Linked DNA regions of Mus musculus: region 1 is linked to region 2. The links are chromatin loops, found by intact Hi-C in ENCODE. Cell type or tissue: heart. All regions are shown on one strand.

The links. Peaks named below come from ENCODE experiments on the same cell type or tissue, not always from the same donor. Only the 100,000 strongest peaks of a DNase experiment are listed, where the experiment ranks them.
Region 1: a loop joins it to region 2, with 7 times the contacts of the local background. A loop is called at or near these places in 9 of 42 quality-filtered maps.

What each region holds. Positions count from the first base shown.
Region 1 is chr8:119,668,439-119,670,938 of GRCm38, reverse strand. All of the region lies in intron 1 of Wfdc1 (WAP four-disulfide core domain 1), which reads right to left. It overlaps Gm32352 (a long non-coding RNA gene), which reads left to right and starts at 3. Exons shown (of 4, transcript XR_388091.3): 1 at 3-291. In heart, a CTCF peak has its summit at 1,434 (motif pointing left); no DNase peak of the experiment used is centred here; H3K4me3 peaks cover 485 bases; H3K27ac peaks cover 1,259 bases; H3K27me3 peaks cover 130 bases.
Region 2 is chr8:119,603,983-119,606,482 of GRCm38, reverse strand. Taf1c (TATA-box binding protein associated factor, RNA polymerase I, C) reads left to right here and starts at 1,277. Exons shown (of 15, transcript NM_021441.3): 1 at 1,277-1,348; 2 at 2,105-2,243. The coding sequence starts at 2,106. In heart, CTCF peaks have their summits at 21 (motif pointing right) and 1,178 (motif pointing right); a DNase peak (open chromatin) is centred at 1,292; H3K4me3 peaks cover 1,313 bases; H3K27ac peaks cover 1,197 bases.

The DNA of each region.
Region 1 (2,500 bases), 64 kb before region 2:
TGAGGATGCGCCAGCCCTCCACGGCAGGTCACGGGGACAGAACTCAGGAGAGGCTTGGGCCCTTCCCAGGGGAGCTCGGAAGAGCAGAAACTTCAGCTCGGGCAGTGTTGCCATCAAGTGCTCATAGGAAGCCCCTCTAGACCTTTCTGAGCTCGCCTCTGCCCTGGGGAATGTAGACACCCTCTGCCTGCGCCTATGCACTTCAGGCTCTCAGTCAGATCCGAGTCTGGCCCAGTTCCAGACATGAGCAGACCCACGCCTGATATGACGCAAGGGAGACCCACCCCTAGGGTAAGCCCTCTGCATCTTTTGTCTCCTATGAAAGCAGCTGGTGAGAAAGTAAACAAATCTTGCTGATAAGAACAACGGGAGCAAAGAATACAAAGATATCACGGAAGCAAGTGTGGGAGGTGGGGCTCTAGGAGAGAGGAGAGGCCCAGATGACGCACCCATGCAGGTAGGGGAGGTTCTACAGTAATGGGCTGGGAGGGGGGTCATCACCCACAGCTGCTATGGGCCCCACCCATAATATCTATGACATACATTCAAACACATGTACATGAGTGTGTGCTTGCATGCATGCACATACACACACATACACATGTATACACACACATACACACACACACATGTATACACATGCATACACACGCATACACACACACAGGCCCCACCAATAATATCTATGTGTACATCCCTACACATACATTCAAACACATGTACATGTGGTGCATGAGTGCACACACACACATACACACATACACACATACACAACACATACACACATACACAACACATACACACATACACACATACACAACACATACACACATACACAACACATACACACATACACACATACACAACACATACACACATACGCCTGGTCTTTATCTGTGTATAGATGTTTTGCCTACACGTATGTCTGAAACACAGTGTTCCTGATGCCTGCAGACGTCAGAGGTGTCAGGTTCACGTGGAGTACCTGCTGCTGTGTCTATACTGCCGAGGAGGGAAGCTCAGACAGATGTCAACCCTAGGCGTTCTTCGGGGTCTCACTTGGAAAGACATGGTTGGCGTTCCTGTCTGACCCCTACTGGGAGTCGCTCAAATGAACCCGCCTTGATCTGGGAAAACTCCAGTCCCCAATACAAGCTGCTCCCTTGAAGGAGCTCAGAGGCGGGATGGACCATGGAAGGGAGGTAGGCAGCATAGCCCAGCAGGTTTTAATCATTGTCTCACTTCTGTGGCCAGGGCTGTCCATCCTAGTGTGGCTGAGTCCAGGCCACCAGCACAAGGACAGGAGAAATAAACAGTATGGCCTCGTGACCCACCCCAAGTCCACAGATAAAGATCTCAGGGGCAGTAATAAACCAGCCAAGTCCTCAGTGCTATGTCTGTGCAGAGCGCCCCCTCCCGGCCGGGAGCTAGCGGGCACTCTAGCCGAACACCTAAGCCGACCAACCGGCAGAGGGAGAGGTTTGTTTGGGCTCAGGATTTCCGAGGGCTCCCTCTGGATGTCAGCTCACTGCTTTTGGAGAACATCTCGGAGAGGGGATGAGGGAGCGGAGCCAGGAAGTGGGGAGACAGCAGAGAGGAAGGGGCGGGTACAGATCCCTTCAAAAGCTTGCCCCCAGCAAGTTATTTCTTCTACCAGGCCCCACCCCCTCATGTTCTCAGGGTAACCTGGTCTCATCTTGACTCTCCATCCAGATGTTAGGGGACTAACGCATCCAGTCCCAGGACTGTGACCTGTCAATCACCTTCCTCAGGCCCCTCCTCTCAACACTACCATGTTAGGGACCAGATCTTCATCAACACATGTGTCTTTAGAGAATATTTCAGACCAGAAATAATAATAATGGATAATGAATTATCCATTGTAGACATACTGGATTTAACTTTTAACTGTGATTCTGAAAAAACAAAACAAAACAAACAAACAAAAAACAACAACAAAACTGCTTCCCTTAAGGCTAAGCCTGCTCCCGGATACCTGCAGAAGGGGTCCCCAGGCCACAGCCATCAAGAGCTCAGCACCAAGTTGTGTGAGGGGGTCGAGGCTGTGGCCATATCTTGCCTCAGTGCATGTGGGCTGCCATCTCTTCTGGCTACCCAGTTAAAGGTCCCTCTGAGGCCCAGAGAGGACGGCGAGTGGCCCAAGGCTGCACAGCAATTAAGAGGCAGATGCACAAGGACCCATAAAACTCTTGAGTCACACACAGCCTGGCCTTCCCCAGGGCGGGGCATGTCCCCCAACACACACACACACACTCTTTCTTTCCTCTGGCACGCACAGCAGCAGTCTGAACACCAGGGAGGGGCCAATTCTGCAGATAATGCAAAGCCCGGGGATTGTGTCCCATGGCAGCACGAGGTACAAAGAACCTGGACCTGGGAAAAGCAGCAAAGTCCCTTTCCTTGCAGCCTGCCCTTTCCCGCTGGCCTGCGCCGCCCCACCCCCACCCCTCTCATCTCTAGTTAGACTCTGGCGTTGGAG
Region 2 (2,500 bases):
ACTGTAGCTGTCTTCAGAGGCACCAGTAGAGGGCATCAAACCCCATTACAGATGGTTGTGAGCCACCATGTGGTTGCTGGAATTTGAACTCAGGACTTTGGGAAGAGCTGTCAGTGCTCTTAACCGCTGAGCCATCTCTCCAGCCCTGTGAGGGATTTTCTTAATCAGATTATTTGAAGGAGGAAGAGCCATCCTAAATCACCTTCTGGTGGCAGCCCAGATAAAAGAAATGGAAAAAGAAACCATGATTTGTGCCTGCTGGACCTCACCCTCACCGGCAAAACCATTTATTTTATGGCATTGCTGAAGTTTTCCTTTCAGTATTCAAATCAATTTCTTTAGGATTCCAACAGAGACTGAAGCTCGGCGGCTCTTTAGGAATGGCCCAGGACTACAGCACCAGATCAGAACTGCTGAGACAACCAGCCTCGTGGACGGAACAGTACCAAATTCTCCTTGCCATTTCTGTCATAAGACAGCTATTATTGAACTACGCAGATCACAGCCTGTAAGCCGGTCTAATAAAATCTCCTCTATTCCATACTCATTCAATCAGTTCTGTTCCTTTAGAGATCCCTTAATAAACTCAGGAACACAGATTTTTCTCCCTGAATAACTTGCTCCACCATGAAGACCGATTTATGAAGTTCTGATAATTACAGGACAAAGGAAAGTCAAACCCAAAGAAGTCGTCAAACACATTGGCGGGAATGTCATGTAGGTAGGTTGCAGTGACGCAGGAGAATCTGTTCCTTGTCTCGATTCTATCTGAAGATATTCTTAGCCTCCAGGCGATGGAAAGCAAGTGGTCAGCAGAGCCACGCGTCCTAAGTTTTACGCGATAGTGTCAGGACCAAGGCAACTTACAGGCAGAGCCCAGGACTCGCTGCATGCGAGCGAGTTTGAACAGATCCCCCAAAACTCGCAGGTGCACACACAAGGAATATTAGCTTGAGAATGACAAGCTAATATTCCCTCCTGGCCCCTGTTAAAGCCACACATGCACCCAGAGGTGTCTATGAAGCGGATTCTAGGACTTGTGGGTAATAAATACAGTGCGTGGCTCATCGGAGGTGCTCACTTGTTCGTTGAGAGGATCAATTCAAGCTTCTCAACACTTTTGTGAAATAGGATGGAAATTTCATAGCTTAGGCGCCACGACCATGCATATTGGCCCTCAGCTCTGCAGGTGGCGCTGGAGGACTCGGTTAGATGATCTGGGGGCGGGACTTCCTGTTTCTCGGGCGAACTTCCGGCCTGATCCGGAAAACAGTTTAGTCTGCTCCAACAGTTGTGGGTGGCGGCGTTGAGGTTCGGCACTCTGGCTCCTTTGCGGCCCCGGGGTCAGGTGAGGCTGTTGCGGGAATGCTGAGAGCACGTGGCAGACCACGTGGCTATAGAGACTGGTCGATTACAGCGCTGAGGCTCGTCCTAGATGCTGGCCACGAGGGAGGGCGGTCCGGGAACACTTGTGGTTACTACACACCGGTTTTCAGTTCAGACTCTAAATTCAGCGCCTTCACGTCTTGTCCAGCGGGTACTAGTGCTCTGCTGGTGCTCTTATTGCGGATGTTAGATTTAATTTTTACTAAAAATGAGGGCTGACTTGACAGTTACTGCTTCTAAAGAGTTCCTGCATTTATTCAGCCCACGGGCATTTTCGGAGAAGCCTGTGTTTGGCAGTGGGGAAGCAGGAATAGTACGCAGCCCATGTCCACAGAGGGGTGGAAGAAAGTCAGCCTGCTACTGTCATGCGCAGCGCGTTGATGAACGCTCAGCCTTCATCGGCATCACTTGGTCCTCCACACTCTCCCCTTTGTATATTCTGTGGTTGCTTATCTCTTTGGCACTTTACCTGCCACGAGGCCTTTTGCGATCACTTTCTCCCCAGCCCCTCTTCCAAGGTGTGAGCAGAGATATCTGTCTGGCTGCCCTCAAGAGAGTGAGCAGTCCTTGGGCAGCCCTGCTGACGCGCTGGCATTAGGCATAGTCTGGTCTTTATCTGCTACCTTGTAGTGGTCTCCCCTACTGTGTTCTGAGAACCCTGGTGCACTGTTGAGACTCCTAATGAAGGCGTGTGTAACGTTAGATACATTCTCTCCAGGATGGACTTCCCTGGCACCCTGCGCCCTTCATTGTTTAAGGCCGGTCCACTTGGCATGACTGATGGCCCTGACCTGTCCTTCATGTGCAGCTGGAGAGATGCACTGACCCTGCCAGGGTCCCAGCCACAGAACTGCAAGGTGAGGATGGAAATAGGGTCCTTTCCTTGGTCTGTTCCTCCTCCTTGCTCACTTATTGGGAAAAGAGGTCTAGGCAGCTGCTACTTGAGCTGCGCACCGGTTGCCCTGCTGTCCAGACAGTGTCTCTCAACAGAGGCTGTGGCTCCTCTTTCCTCGCTCCCTCTCCCTGGGTTCAGCAGGTGTTTATGTGTTGGGGTCCTTACAGGCCCAGGAGCCCAGCATGAGGAAGTCAGGCAACCCCACCTAAGGGACTTCCA